Regions from separate parts of the Homo sapiens genome. Here region 2 is linked to region 1. A link is an interaction called in ENCODE POLR2A ChIA-PET data of the cell type or tissue named here. Cell type or tissue: PC-3. All regions are shown on one strand. Links, peaks and the distances in the headings refer to the core of each region. The heading gives the core; the rest is flanking DNA.

Evidence for each region. Peaks named below come from ENCODE experiments on the same cell type or tissue, not always from the same donor. Only the 100,000 strongest peaks of a DNase experiment are listed, where the experiment ranks them.
Region 2: POLR2A ChIA-PET joins it to region 1 with 5 read pairs; 2 of 35 experiments call an interaction of 5 or more read pairs at or near these places.

Annotation. Positions count from the first base shown.
Region 1 is chr5:53,925,803-53,933,206 of GRCh38, reverse strand. All of the region lies in intron 4 of ARL15 (ARF like GTPase 15), which reads left to right. Among named protein-coding and RNA genes, the nearest start is that of MIR581, 22 kb to the left of the region's middle. In PC-3, for the core only: no CTCF peak of the experiment used is centred there; no DNase peak of the experiment used is centred there.
Region 2 is chr5:53,435,252-53,442,655 of GRCh38, reverse strand. No RefSeq gene overlaps it. Among named protein-coding and RNA genes, the nearest start is that of FST, 42 kb to the left of the region's middle. In PC-3, for the core only: no CTCF peak of the experiment used is centred there; a DNase peak (open chromatin) is centred at 3,615; H3K27ac peaks cover 3,494 bases.

The DNA of each region.
Region 1 (7,404 bases), core at 1,250-6,249:
CTTGCCCAGACCTTGGAAGATTCTTGGAGAGCATGAAGCACAGTTGGGTAGGGTTGTTGTTTTGTGGGGAGGCTCTAAGGTTTGTCCCAAGAAATAATGTCAAAAGAGAACAGCAGAGATGCTTTGTCCTATTCTAAATAAAAGCTTTTCATTTTATTATTGTTATAAACTAAAGTGTTGACTCTGTGATAACTATGGCCTTACATTTTCATGCTTATATGATTACTTTCAATTAAGCCCTATTGCACCCAGTAAATTTGGAGACATTTGAGAGATGACGGGGATTACGAGAAAGGAGATTATTGGGGCTTTAATTGTCCTTTGCCCCAGCGCTTCTACATTTTCCCCTGTAATTCCTTGAGCTCCTTCGTCTTTGAGGATCTCACATTTAACCTCTATTTGCAAATCTCTATTCCCTTGGCCTGCTTTGCTATTGCCAGCCACTTGCTCAGATCTCAGAGGCTTCATTAACTTCACACTGACACTGTGTCCAGTGTTACCTATAACCAATATAGCACGGAATGATAAAGACCACAAACATTGGCTTTATCCTGCTTTCTGTTTCCAAATTTGGCTTTCACCCAGTACTCTTGATCAAGGCACGGAGTCTTCCAGAATGTTTATAATTTCATAGTACCACTTCATTGGCGTAAATTCATTCCTCAACCCAGATGGTGATCCGCTTAGAAGGTTTTTTTCTTCCTTGCTTATTTGTCATTTAGAAAGCCTGAGATTGGGAATAGTAGGTCCATTTTGTAACTGGTCTTTGTGCCAGAGGTAAAAAGCCATTGGCAAGGCTCTCCTATGAAGGGGGAGCTGTTGGCAGGGCTAGGGGCTGGTGGGCGTTGCTCGGTTCCGTTTGGTTTACACTCCCTTGGGGGAATTTGTACCCAAAACTTTTTAAGTTTAGTTTTCTACTGCCTTCTCTCACCTTCCCCAAAAGCATATGTTTTCTGCATCCTTTATCCTGATTCTTTCTTAATAAGCGGAAGTTCCCTTCCTTATAAGGTTTACATTTGTTTGAAAACACTCATGCCTATGATTTTTCTGTAATGTAGCAATGTGTGGGCACTGAGGCTGTCCCTTCTTAGTTTATCAAGTTAATACAAATGCCAGTTTACAATACTAAATTTTCAGACCCAGCAAAGTGTGAACTAATTTCTAGAAACCGTGCATTATGTAAAATAATCATAAATGTGAGTTGCCGCGTAAGGCCAGTAACTGATTTAGGGTAGGCCTGGCCTATCCACAAGTATTTTTTGAATTAAATAATTACTGTGCCGGATGGGCAGGGAATATAGATGATATATAAGTCCCAAGCCCAAACCTCTAGCCTACAGGCTTACTTAAAAGACAGTTATTGAAAAAAGCAAACACAAACAAAACCTACTTACTGGAGTTAAGACAGAGAGAGGCTTGTGGGCTAAAGTAAGAAGAAATGAAATGTCTGACCCCTACTTATTCTCATTGTGTTTGGTTTTAGTTGGGTATTTATGCTGTTGAGAAAGTAGCAATGTACTATGTAGGAAAAGGTACATAATTTTTTATATTATTCCTATGGTAAATAGTGGAAGAAAGTAAAGGTGCCAAAGATGAGAGAGGTAGGATTGGATCTGGTAAAGGTGTTGACTTCTGTGGCTTCCTTTAGGAGGAAGATCCAATTTGGTCATGCCTGCCTAATGCTGAGACTATTCTTAAAGCTTAAATATGATAATAACAAAGAAAAGCAAGCTTTCTAACAATTTGTAAGGGACTGCATCAGGCACACCATCTACCTTGATGGGATTAAATTACTTAATTTTTCCTTAAATCTTTCAGCAAAATAAAATGACAGTAATTTGCTTTAAACAGTAACAAACTGATTGTGTCCTACGTACATCTTTTCTAAGTGGTAAGAACATCATTTAGACAATAATTGGTGTGAATAGCCCCCTGTGTGATGGAGTGTGTGGCCTGTTGGGCTAGGAGCAGCGACCCTGGTTGGAGGAAAGATGAAATTGAGATTTTTTTCCCTGCGTTTTTTCATAATAATATATATGCTGTTTGCTAATAGCATACGTGAATAGTATATAGCTGTCATTACTCTTTCTTCCTCATTGTAGGCCAAATAAAGCTGACTTTAAACATTTATGTTGATAAGGATTTAATTCTGAGTTTATTTATAATCACCATTTATGATTGATGAAGGCATTAATTTGACCTTTCCCTTGACTCAATTGTTAGGAACATTATCATGTATTCTTAGGAATCCTTTAGAGATAAAAAATAAATAAAATCATGGAAAGTGAATCTACTGCCCAGAATTCCTCAAAGAATCTGTAAGACAGTCTTTCCAGTTAGCTAAACTACTTCTATTTCAAACTGATTTCATGAAATTAAATTGGTATATATACAGCTTAATTCCCTCTACCGACCTGCATCTTTTCTATAGGGAAACCACTTGAATTAACAGTGTCCAGAGGTCTGATGATGGATAATGTAGAGAAAACTGTGGTTTCCTCCTTAGTTTCCTGTTCATAGGAATGTCCTCTGTAGTCAGCATGTGCGTGAATCGACCACCGAAAATATTCCCCTGGAGTGTTGAGCAACCTAGAGTGTGTTCTGTAATGACTTCGCTTTGAAATGATCTCTAATCCCAAGACAATACCTCTGCCTCCTTTCTAACAAATATATCTCTTACACCTAGGAGAAGTGATGTCTATTTTTACAGAGTATTTATCAGGCTTATTGAAAGTTACATTATATGCAGGAAGGTTTATCCATGGATGGGAAATTTTCTCTCTTTCAAGTGACCCTTTCCTTCTCAAAGACTGTTTGGTGATACCAAATTCAAGCTGCCCTGATGATACCCTCTCAGGTGACCAAGAAATGTTGGCAGGTTTTTAGTAACAGGAGGAGAAGCCATAGGCTGCTTGGTTAAGATGGAGGTCTTTAGGTAACATTTAAGAGATAAAATAATAAAAAGTGTGTCTGTCTCTTCACTTCCCCTCCCTGGTAGCCAATTGCAGTATATATTGGATGGGAAGAAGCAACTTGTGTGGGTATGTGATTTTTAGATTTATTATGAAAATATTTTATTTTTTATTATTGTATAAAAATTTTACTTTGAGCATTGCTGGTAATCCATCTTTGTTTATGTGAGGCTCTCCAGGTATTTAATATCATTGAGCCTTAATATGAAACTCCCTATAAATTATTTGGCTTCTCATTAGTGTTTAATATAAAAAGAACCTATAATAAATGATCAGCCCCTCCTAAGAACAGAGCATAAGTAAAGAGAGCACTTCAGGTTAGCAGCAAGTGTGCCCACACTAAACTCTCTTCCTCGGCTTGCTTTCCTTTTCTGCAATAGAAGAGTCCCAGCTGTCCTGTACCTTTATTTCCCATTTGCATTCTGCCACACCATTGCCTTGTAGGGGGGACTTTGACTGAGAAGCCAGATTAGCAGGTGCATCCGCCTCTGATGGTGTGAACCACACATTTATGGTAGTCCATTGGACCTTTCACCCTGTCCCCCATGACCAAGCTCCTCAACACTGCCATGCATGAAATACTTTGCTTTTATAATGCTGTCAGATAAGAGAATTATCTTTTTGGAACTAATTGTAATAGAAGGGCATTGATGTTGCACAATAGCAGAAAAGCTACTTTTAAAATTGTTACCAATTTCTGATTCAGTTCATTGGTAAAAATATGTATAATTATTTGCTAGCATACATGGGTAGTGGACAAATGATAGTATTATAGTTTTCACTATGCTCATCTTTAAATAACAATCTTGGGGTAGTGTAAAGGACACACAATTATCGTGACTTCTGTTTGACCCATAAGAGAAATGCATATTCGGGTTGTACTTTTCTCAAATGACTACAACCACCAATACTTTACATAACTCTTGACTTTTTAGGGCAGGGCATTTAGCTTTAAAATACTCCCATTGAGGGAAAAATAATATTTACCCTAATTTCCTCCCTCTGTCCCTTTTCGCTTCTATCTAACCAATCTGCGTGCTTTTATGTATTTTTTTTTTTTTTTTGGAACTTATTTTCTATCTGGAATGCTTATCTAAACAAAGAGTTAGATGGCCTTGATAAGTGAGACTAATGGAATCGTTTCCCTCTAACTTCATAAAAACTTTAAGGATTATCTTTCTTGAGTTCTCTGTATTTCTGTTTTAGAAGAAAAGAACAAAATTTCAGAAACAAGATTATAGTGCTTTTGCTAAAGTATAAATACGTGGGCCCTATACAAACTGGCAAATTCATTAGTCTTAAAGCAGACATCCAAGCTATTGTGGGTGTTTGGATGACACCATTTTCACAGTAGGAAATCATTTCATTCTGAGCGTGGACTCGGCATTGGTTAACGCAGTGAGTTTTATGTGGTATAAACACCTGGAAGTGAGAGAAAAGACAGCACAGAAGCTCTGTGGGAGCTCTGCTGAGCATTGTATAATATTCTTGAACCAATCACCCGACAGCCACTTCCTGGAATAACAATGTCCTTGTTAAATTTTTTTCAAGTTTATCCCATAAATATGTCCATATACTTGAGGGCGGGAGGATTAATATGAATGGATATTAGGGGAGGGGGAATGATTATGAATGGATATCAATATAATTTGTAGAATTTGGGTACCTGGCTCTATTTGTTTGTAAAAGTCCTCAGAATGGAGCCTCAATTTATGCCTCGCACTTATAAAGGGTATTTGGCAAAGCCTCTTCCTTTCTTTAACCTGAAGTGATCTGCTGAATTTTAATCCTTTATCCACACTTCATAGCAAGGTTGGAGAATTGGAAGTAAAAAGAAAGATCTGAGGAGCTGAAGGATCCTTTTAGAAAGATCATGGCTAGGACGGTGACACTGATTTTCTACCAAAATGCCTACATTTACTTTGCAGTTAAAAGAAAACATTAATCCAAGTGCTAATCCTAAAATACTGCCCTCATTTAATATCTAAACTACCTAAGCAACCATAAATCATACCCTTCTCCAGGAACCTTTTCTGGCATTCAAAGTCAGCTATCCGAATCTTAACTCTAATCAAAAGTCCATCTCAAATCCTGTCTCCTCCATGAAGACTCCAGTAACGTTAGTTACCGTCAGTCTGGCTCTGTGCTGAGAATGAGTGTGGAGATCAATAATATTCACTGACATTTATGCAGTGCCTCCTACCTGCCAGGCACTGAGCTAAATAAATTCCTTACCTCTCACCTAGTCCACACAATAGCCTTAAAGATACATGTTATTATTAGCAACATCTTACAGATGAGGAAGATGAAGCCCGGGGTGGTTAAGGGAAACATCCACGGTCACAGAGTTAGTAAAGGGCAAAGTCAGACTTTGAACCCAGCCTGCCGGGAGTCCAGAGACCACTTCCCTACAGGCTGCCTTGAGTTGCTGCAGCCCTCTTTCAAATCATACATTTTTGATTCAGTGATGCTCAGTTTTCACCTCACTATACTTGATCCTTCATCCTCAATTTTTTATGTTATTTTTGATGTCCCAAACACAGCTACCAAGACCCTAAGCTCCTTGTCCATACCATTTTTCAGAAAGCAGAACATGGTCCTAGACACATACATAGTACGTGTGTGATCAGTACTTGCAGGGCTGCACTGAGTTGATATGGACAGTGCCAAAAATTAGGGAAGGAAATTTGATGCGGACCTAGGGAAACTTTATTCCAAAGGCTTCAAGAGGTGATTGTAGAGGAGGTGAATTGGGACCCAGGGCAGGTGCTTAAGCAGGAAATAACAGAGCCAAATGTATAACCACTTACGAATGAGAGCTTTTAGCTGAAGGATGAAAACATAAGGGTGGTGCACGTGTGTCTGTGTGTGTGTCTCTGTCTGTCTGTCCATCTTCATTTGTGACTTGGCAAGGCACAGAGCTGGGCAGGAGTGAGATGGACAGACATGCAATATAGGTAATGTCAAGGCTCCATTCTTCAGAAACATGAAGCTGATGAAGTTACCAAAAGAGAAGGATTTAGAAATTTGAGGAATTCTGTCCATCTTTGCTGTGTTGAGTTCCTATTCACGCCCTCACTGCAAGTTAGAAAATTAACGATTAAATGGAGGGTGGAAATGGTTGCACAACAATGTGAGTGTACTTAATGCCACTGAATTTTACTCCTAAAAAATAGTTGAAATGGTCAATTTTATGTTATATATATTTTACCACAATAAAAATAAAATTAAAACGGAGGAAGATATTGGGGCTAGAGAGGCTTTTGGACTTTATTTTTTTTTTTTAAAAAAAAAGGTCTTGGTGACTGAAGGTTTAACCAAATAGTTCAACATGTGAGGTCTTTACCTTGAGGCATGTTGTATTCTTTTTCTGCTGAATTTTGTGGGGGGTTTTCCTGGCTCATTGAACAACTTCCTTTGGAAACCTATTTCATAGGTCCATACAGAATAGTATCTTCTAGTGAGCCAAAGTAGAGGGAAAGAAGAGCATGGATGGCAGAGAGAGAATCATTCTCGTGAAGCTGGGTGGCAGAAGGATTTCTGTAAGATTGGATATCAGTTTCAGCTGAATGGTTTTTTTGATTGGCGTAGAACAATCTGAAGAAGAGGAAGCCACTCACTGTCAATTTGCTATCATGTCAATTCCTTTCCCTTCTCCTGTCAACTGCATTGCCCAGGCTCCCTGACCCTTATGCTTCTGATTTGCTCTGGTCAGGGAGGGACAGACAGAATTTTGAGGGGAAGAAGGACAAGTATGGGAGAAATGAGAGATATTCTTACCTGTCTGTGCTTTGGATGAAGTGGCTGGGGTGGGGGGACTTTTTTCCCGCCGTGGCTGCATGTTCTCCATGGCTTCATCTTCCCACTAGACAGCCCTTTCTTCCATGGTCCCAGATTCCACTGGGCAGCCCCTGCCATGGTCCCAGTTCTCACCAGATGGCCCTGACTTCTATGATCTAGTAAAGACACCTCCTGCCCGCATCTCTGCAGCCCTGTGGGCATTAGTGGCTTCCTGCAATCTCTGAATGGCTTTAGTATCTTGGTTGAGACTCTTAGTACTTCTGTCACCTGTGTAGCCAGTTTTCTGTATTACATTCCTTAGCTTGGAATAACTGGAGTGGTTTCTGTTTGCCTGATACAATAAGATACTTGGATTGCGATGATGTATCTTCTTTAGGTGTTTTTAAAATGTCTTTATTTCAGTGTATAGTTAGTAAAAAAAAAAAAAAAAAAAAAAGAAAGAAAAAAGACTAAGGACATAGAGGTTCATAACAATATATAATTGGTAGACCCCAACCCTTGTTTCAGTCAGAGAATCCCTCCTATGTTTACGATACATATTTAAGTTCTTTGTAAGATACGATTTGAAAAACAGGTTTCACTGCTTAAAAACAAAGTTTTTTTTGTTATTATTTTGGTTTTTTTTAAAGAC
Region 2 (7,404 bases), core at 883-5,882, 490 kb after region 1:
AAGACATTTTGTGGCAAACTCCTACTGGCAGGAAAGCCCCTTACTTTTCCAGAAATGAATGTCAGGAAATGGAAGAAAAACCAGAGAGGTAAACTACTCCATCTCCATGAGCTAAGATGCTCACATAAACACCTAATCCTCTCTTGTATGTGGATGAGGCCCCAGGGAGAGGAGCTGCAAAGGGCAGGGTGCCCACTTAACAATATCCTTCCACTGGGTGGACTCAAAGATCCAGGGAGGCCTCTAACTCTGAGGGTGAAGAAAATGTGGCACAAGGTTTGGGTTGGGAGTTCATCCATTCTTGGGGCTCCCTTAAGCCCTACCACTGTCAACTCCATTAACAATAGTGGTATATTCACAGGATTCTCTTCCTCTAGGTTCTTTGGAGATCTCCATTGACAGAAAAGGCCTTTGTGGTTGAGCTGAGTGGAAGCAACCCATTAGGTAAATGAAGAGGCAAAGCTGGATGAGGATTCTAATAGGATCTTTAGAGACTGGCTTTCTCCAAGGTCTTAGGATAAAGATAGAAGGACATCAAGGCCGTTGAGTGAGAAGGGTGGGTGTGAAAGGGAACTGAATGCTGAGTCGTCAATGTGCTGTATCTTCTCCTTTCCTTTCCCTTGGAGGGAGAACTTGGTAAAAGCTGTGAAAGACTGATAATATTCCCCTTCTCTCCTTCACTTAGGGGAAGGTTTAAAAAAAAACACTTGATTGCAATATGATTGACATATGAAAAGCTGTATGTATTTAACATATATAGCTTGATGAGTCTGGGATAAGTTTAGGCCTGTGAAACCAACACCATCATCAAGGCCATAAATATATTCATTACCTTTCAAAGTTTCCCCCTGCCCCCTTTATTAGTATTATCATTAATTTGTTTGTGGTAAGAACACTTAATATAAGATCTATCCACTGGGCACGGTGGCTCACACTTGTAATCCCAGCACTTTGGGAGGCCGAGATGGGTGGATCAAGAGGTCAAGAGATCGAGACCATCCTGGCCAACATGATGAAACCCCCTCTCTACTAAAAATACAAAAATTAGCAGGTTGTGGTGGCACGCGCCTGTAGGCCCAGCTACTCGGGAGCCTGAGGCAGGAGAATCACTTGAACCCGGGAGGTGGACACTGCAGTGAGCCGAGATCATGCCACTGCACTCCAGGTTGGGCAACAGAGTGAAACTCCGTCTCAAAAGAAAGAAAAATATATAAGATCTATCCTTTCAGCAAAATTTAAGTATACAATAAGAGAATATCATTACCTGTAGGCACTTTGCTGTGTAGTAGATCTCTAGAACTTATTTATCTTACATAACTGAAATTTTGTACCTTTTAACTGTTACCTCCCCATTTCCCCCTCCCACCAGCTCTCAGCAACCACCACTCTACTCTCTCTTAACAAGATGGGGAAAATTGCATTCACCAGAATTCACTTAGACGGGCAAATGTCTTTGAGAAAGGGCTTGGAGTACAGAACGAGCTTTCAATATTATGAATAGAGGTCTTTAAAAAAGTTAGATTCAAGGGGCACATGTGCAGATTTGTTATATGTTATATTTGTGTATTGTATAATGTTGAGGTTTGGGCTTATAATCATCCCCTTGCCCAAGTAGAACACAATACCTGATAGGGATAGAGCTCTTTTGAGCTAGACAAGCAAAGACCTTGCTCACTTCTTGGAGAGAAGGAAGGATAGATTGGTACTGGTGAATCCACCTGGATGACAGAAAGTCATGTGCTCTAAGATGCAATCTCTCTTCATGGCTGTCTAAATTTGTAATAAAGGTAATAAATTCAAGAAATGCTGGGGCATGAGTGGATTTTGGTGGAAGCCAATGAGGAGGTTTAAGTTGGAATTACAGGAGCACATGGATAGGAGAGTATGGGGTCAGATAGAAGGATGAGAAACTTGAACGTCCCCAGAGTGTTCTGCATCCTTACAGTCTGTATAATTGGCAGCTAATTATACATATGTATGATATGATGTGTGTGTTCATGTGTGTGTGTGTGAGTGTGTGTGTGTGTGTGTATGTGTGTGTGTCACCTAGCTGAGTGAAAGAAAGGAGTCATATCTTTCTGGGAACCTTCCTGGCCCCAGGACTGTATGTTTCCATGGCAGCACTTTACACACTGTATTATAATTACAACCCTTTCCACTCCTTTTTTTTTCTTCTGGACACAGACGTTTCCAATCCACTGAACTATCACTGTTCCCTCACTCAAAGGCTCCCTTGTCTTTCTGTTTCCATAGGAAGTCCATGCAGATGAGGCAAAATCCTTTCAAATAATTCTGACCTTGTCCCCATCAGATGGATCTAATAAGACCAAAATAAAAAGGAAGGGTGTGGGGGAATCCTCTTTGAGTCCCACATGACTGCCATCCTCATTCCTGCCTTTACATCTTTGTTTATCATAGCCTCTTGTCCAAATGTCTTCCTTCCACCTAAATCTTACCCATTTTTCAAGGCCTAGCTACAGGCACACCTTCTCCTAAGCTTTTCTGTGGTGCTTCTAGTCCTTGTTGATCTCCTCTCTAGCAAATATCTTGTCTCTCCAAGTCCATTGCCTCATGAGGATGAGACAAGTTTTATACTTCTGAAACTCCCGTGGTGTGTAACCCACAGTGAGCATTTAATTTAAGTGCATTTATTGCACAAGTAAGTGTGGTCTACTGACTAAAAATGTAAGCCCCTAGAGGGCATGGTCTAGGACTTGCAGGTGTTTCTTACAAGCCTTCACAGATTTTAGTGTGTTAGACTATATTGAACAATGAGAACGATGAGAGTACTAGAAACTTCCTTAAAGACTCAAGGGGGTGCATGCTGGCTCTGATACTTTATGATGGATGTGTAACAGCAATAAGCTGTTCTGTAGGTGTCCTCTCAGTGGCCAGGCCAAGAGAACAATTATTACAATTATCACCTACTGAGATTTCAACCAATTTCCTTGTGCAATTGTTTCTATAAGGCTTCTTAAAGGACCCAACATCCTGACTCTGAATTTATCCTGGATTGACTAATGTATTATTATTAGTAGAAAAGACACAAGGGCAAAGTGTAAGTAGAAAATCAGCAGCCATTGGTCCATAGTAAGACTGGAAAAATGGAAGTAAGCCAGAGTCTCTTTTCTCACTCAAAGAGCTCATACCTTTCTTAAAGTCTTGTGTTATTAATAATAATAATAAAAAACTTTGTCAGCTACTTGGATGCAGACAACATTCCAAAACCAACAGAAATGGTTTTGAGGAGCCAAGTCTTAGGGTTTGTATAATTGCTAAACACTGTGCTTCTCAACTTTCATAAGACAAACCCATCTTCAAAATTTATTTATGAGATGAATAATTGAGCCTGAAAATTTGAGTCTGACATTTCCTGTCCCTATTGTGGACCTCTGCAGAGTTGTCTTAATCACGTTTTCAGTAGTGTCCAAGAATGACATTGTTCTGACCCTTTTAAAGCAGAAACCACAGACTTTTTTTTAGCATAAGCGATTGCCTCAATTTGGTAACCATTTCCTTTGGGGCATGCAATTGTTTCTTTTTTACTGGTGGAATATGTCCTGCAGAAATGGAGGAATCACATCCTTTGCCCAGCTTTCCCCTACTCTGTCAATGCAATGGAAGATTTGACTTCATAAAAAGCCATTATGTGTCATAGAAAAAGGATATTCTTTTTCATCCCTGTAAAAGTTATCTTGCCCAGGGAGTCACATAGAGAAGGGTTGGGTGAGGCAGGAATGAACTGACTCATTGATATATCTCCGGTGAACTCTCTGGATTGCTTTAGAGGGATGAAATTAAGCAGTTGAATGATTGTCTAAATTCCGAGGCAGGGAACTGGCTTAAGAACAACAAACACAATTTGGGCCTGCATAAAATAGAGGGCTTTTTAGGGGATCAGAAGAAACCTGTTTTGCACAGGTGTTACTCTAATTGTGATCCAGAGCTATGGAGAATTTCACAGTGTGCTGTGGTTCCTGCACTGAGACCACAGCTGTTATAATTCATGCTCCTTACCCCGTGTGGTGGTCTTGCATTATTACATAGGTCCATAATAGGATGCACAAAGAAAAATAAAACAAGATATCAAGGCTCATGCTTTGTTTGAGTGAGTGGGGGTAGCTTTCCTCCCGTATGTAGGTTTTGATCTGTTTAACAGGCCTTTGGAGAGCCAAATGTACAAAATGAAAACTTCTCCCAGTATTTAGAGTCACTTTTTTCAGTGGTTACCACGTAAAGATTGCACATACTTTGAAGTTAATGTGGAAGGCAAAATTAAAGAAAACAAAAACAAAACTTTGATGTTCCGGAGACCAACATCCAGGTCAATAGGATAAAAGCTTCTGGCCGAGCGCGGTGGCTCATGCCTGTAATCCCGGCACTTTGGGACGCCGGCGGATTGCTTGAGCCCAGGAGTTTGAGACCAGCCTGGGCAACATGGTAAAACCCCGTTTCTACAGAAAAGACAAAAAAAATTAGCCCGGCGTGATGGCATGTGCCTGTAGTAGCAGCTACTTAGGAGGCTGAGGTGGGAGGATCACCTGAACCCGGGCAGTCTAGGCTGCAGTGAGTGGTGATTGTGCCGCTGTACTCTAACCCAAGGGACAGAAGAAGACCCTGTCTCAAAAAAAAAAAAAAAAAAAAGAAAAGAAAATTTCTGAAAATTGGGATTTTTGCTATTATCTCTCTTAAAAGTTGGCTTGGTCCTGAATGTTAAAAAGTCTTTGAGATACAAATTATTATCTGCTACATTTGATTCTGGGGGTAAGAATAGAAAATATCCATTCCTTTTCATTAGTAGATTTACATGGTGATCTGCTTTTAAACTGGTGGTTGAGTTTCGTTGGGGATTGTAATTCTGCACAGGGTCAGCAGAAGGTTGTGAAACATGGGACGCAGTAAGGTCAATCAGTTTTTAAGGTTGTGTGTCTTGTTTGTCACGCTTCCTGGGATGAGGAAACAAGGTACTTAATATCTGTGAAATTAACATTTAAAAAAATCAACAATAAATAGCTTTTCCTTGGTTACTCAGAACTCGTTATTGAACTGTCAGTGGGATTGCTGGGATTGCTTTTTAATTTTGAAAATCTTGTCACTCTATCCTAGGTGACTATCTCCAGTTGAAAACTCTTGGTGTTGGATGTTCTTACCTCCCCAACTTTCTACAGAGCTTTTTCTTTCTCACTGAACTCTATATAAATTGCTTTACAGTCACTTTCACACATGGCTATATTTCAGTGCTTCTTCCTTCCTGTTCCCATAGCACCTTATATATTATATTGGCAAAGGGATTATAAATACTTCAAATAATAGGAACTATTGTACTCTTATCTCTGTATCTCTATTAATCTAAATTTATTCATTAGCTCAAAGATTATTCTCCATCTCTTACTTTTTTTCACAAGCCTTTGTTTCTTTTCTTAATAGGCCCTCTTTTTATCATCCCACTTAGAGACAGTCTTTTTATATAACTTTAATGTGGTAATCTTCAAATTAAGCTACACATTGGAATCACATAGAGAGCTTTAAGAAGATACTAACATTTGGGTCCCATCTCTAGGAATTCTGATTTAATTGGTCTAGAGTGTTGCCTGGACATTAAGTTTTATTCCCCTCCAGAGCTCCCTGGGTGGTTCTGATGTCCAGCCAAGATAAAGGGCCACTGCTCTGATGACCTATTGATACTAATCATGAGTTTACTTGGCTTTGTGCTCTCTGCCAGTGTGTAGCATTTTAACCTTTGCAATGATTTTTACTTAAAATAATAAAACTAATGATTACCGAGCACTTCATTTAAGAAACACTTAACAATTTATTTTCCCTTCACAAAAATAGTATGAGATAAGAGATAGTGTTGTTCCCATTTTACAGATGAAGAAACTAGAGCATGAGGAAGGTAAGTAAATTGCCTCAAGTCACAGAGCTGGTAAATAAATGGCAGAGCTGAGATTTCTACCCAGGAAGGTTGGCTCCAGAGTCCACCTTTGCAGTCATGACATTATGCTGTTGTCTGTCATGCCTTCTTGGGACAATGACTTCTGATTAATGGGGATTTCCAATTACAGAGAAAATTTGCTAACTAGTCACGTAGCATTTCTGTCATTGCTTTTATCTATATGGGTTTGCACTGAGTAGTATGAGGAAGAAGAAATTCCTACTACAGAGAGGAGACAGACCAAAATATACAAGAAAATATGTCACAGAGGCATAGAAACACTTAATCTAGTGTTTTCAACAGTGGCATTATTGACATTGTTGGTCAGACAATTTTTTGTTGAAGGGAAGGAGGAGCTGTCTTCGTCATTATAGGATGTTGAGCCTCTACATTCTACTCTGTTGATGCCAGTAGCACCCTTCTCCCAAGTTGTTACAATCAAAAATGTTTCCAGACATTGCCAAATGTCCCCTCATTGAGAACTACCACTCTAATCAAACAGACTTTGAGTTAGTAACAGTAATTAAACTATTAAGATATTGTGTTGGATAGTGACAACTTTTTACAATGAAAATGTGTCATAATTTGTTTATTCAAATGAGCGTTTCCACCCAAGTAATTGGCTTGGAAGCCTGCACACTTATTCCAATAACATTGCTGTTGCTCAAAATATTTTTGAAGTTTTGTTCAGATCATGTGGTACAATTTCTTCATATTACCCAGAATAATAAATCATCCTTTAATGGTGGGCTTAATATTTAGAAAGTTCTAATAGATATTTAGAGCCAAGGATGATGAGCAAGGTGTGTTGATAAAAATGAATTGTAGAGTTTTATTTTTTCAACTTTAACAACGTGGTCCTTCACGTATGGCTCATAAACTATCTTTGACATCAGTTAAACAAGAAGAGTTCAAACTGATGTTCTGATTTGTAATATCCTTTGTAGAAGTCCTTCCAGAATTTTTTCTCTGAGGCCTAATGATATGAACACTGTGGAAGTGCTCTTCTGGCCAATAATACCTCCCCTGTCTTCAGTGTTCTCTAGGAAGGCTGGTTATTTTTGTTCAAAAATAAATTTTGAGTTTTAAGCATCACATATCATGCATGGACTAAGAATTTGCTTGGGTGAGCAAGTCCCAGTACCAGAGGAAAGTGGGAAGATTCTTAAAGGGAGCTAGTTTTGAAAGAGGAAAAAGCCATAGACTGGCTGAGAGAAGCTGGGGAAGTAATCCAGGTAGGGGCAGTAATTTGGGCAAACCTTTGGAAGTAGGAGGGAGTTAGTCATGAGCTCGGGATGGTAAGCAGGTCCACTTAACTGCATTGAGAGTCTAGGACTGTAGGTCTTAATCCTGGCCATGTATCAGCATCATCTGAGAAGCTTTTTGTTTGTTTGTTTGTTTGTTTTTGTTTTTTGTTTTTTTTTTTAAAGATAGCTGCTTGTGCCAGGCATGGTGGCTCGTGCCTGTAA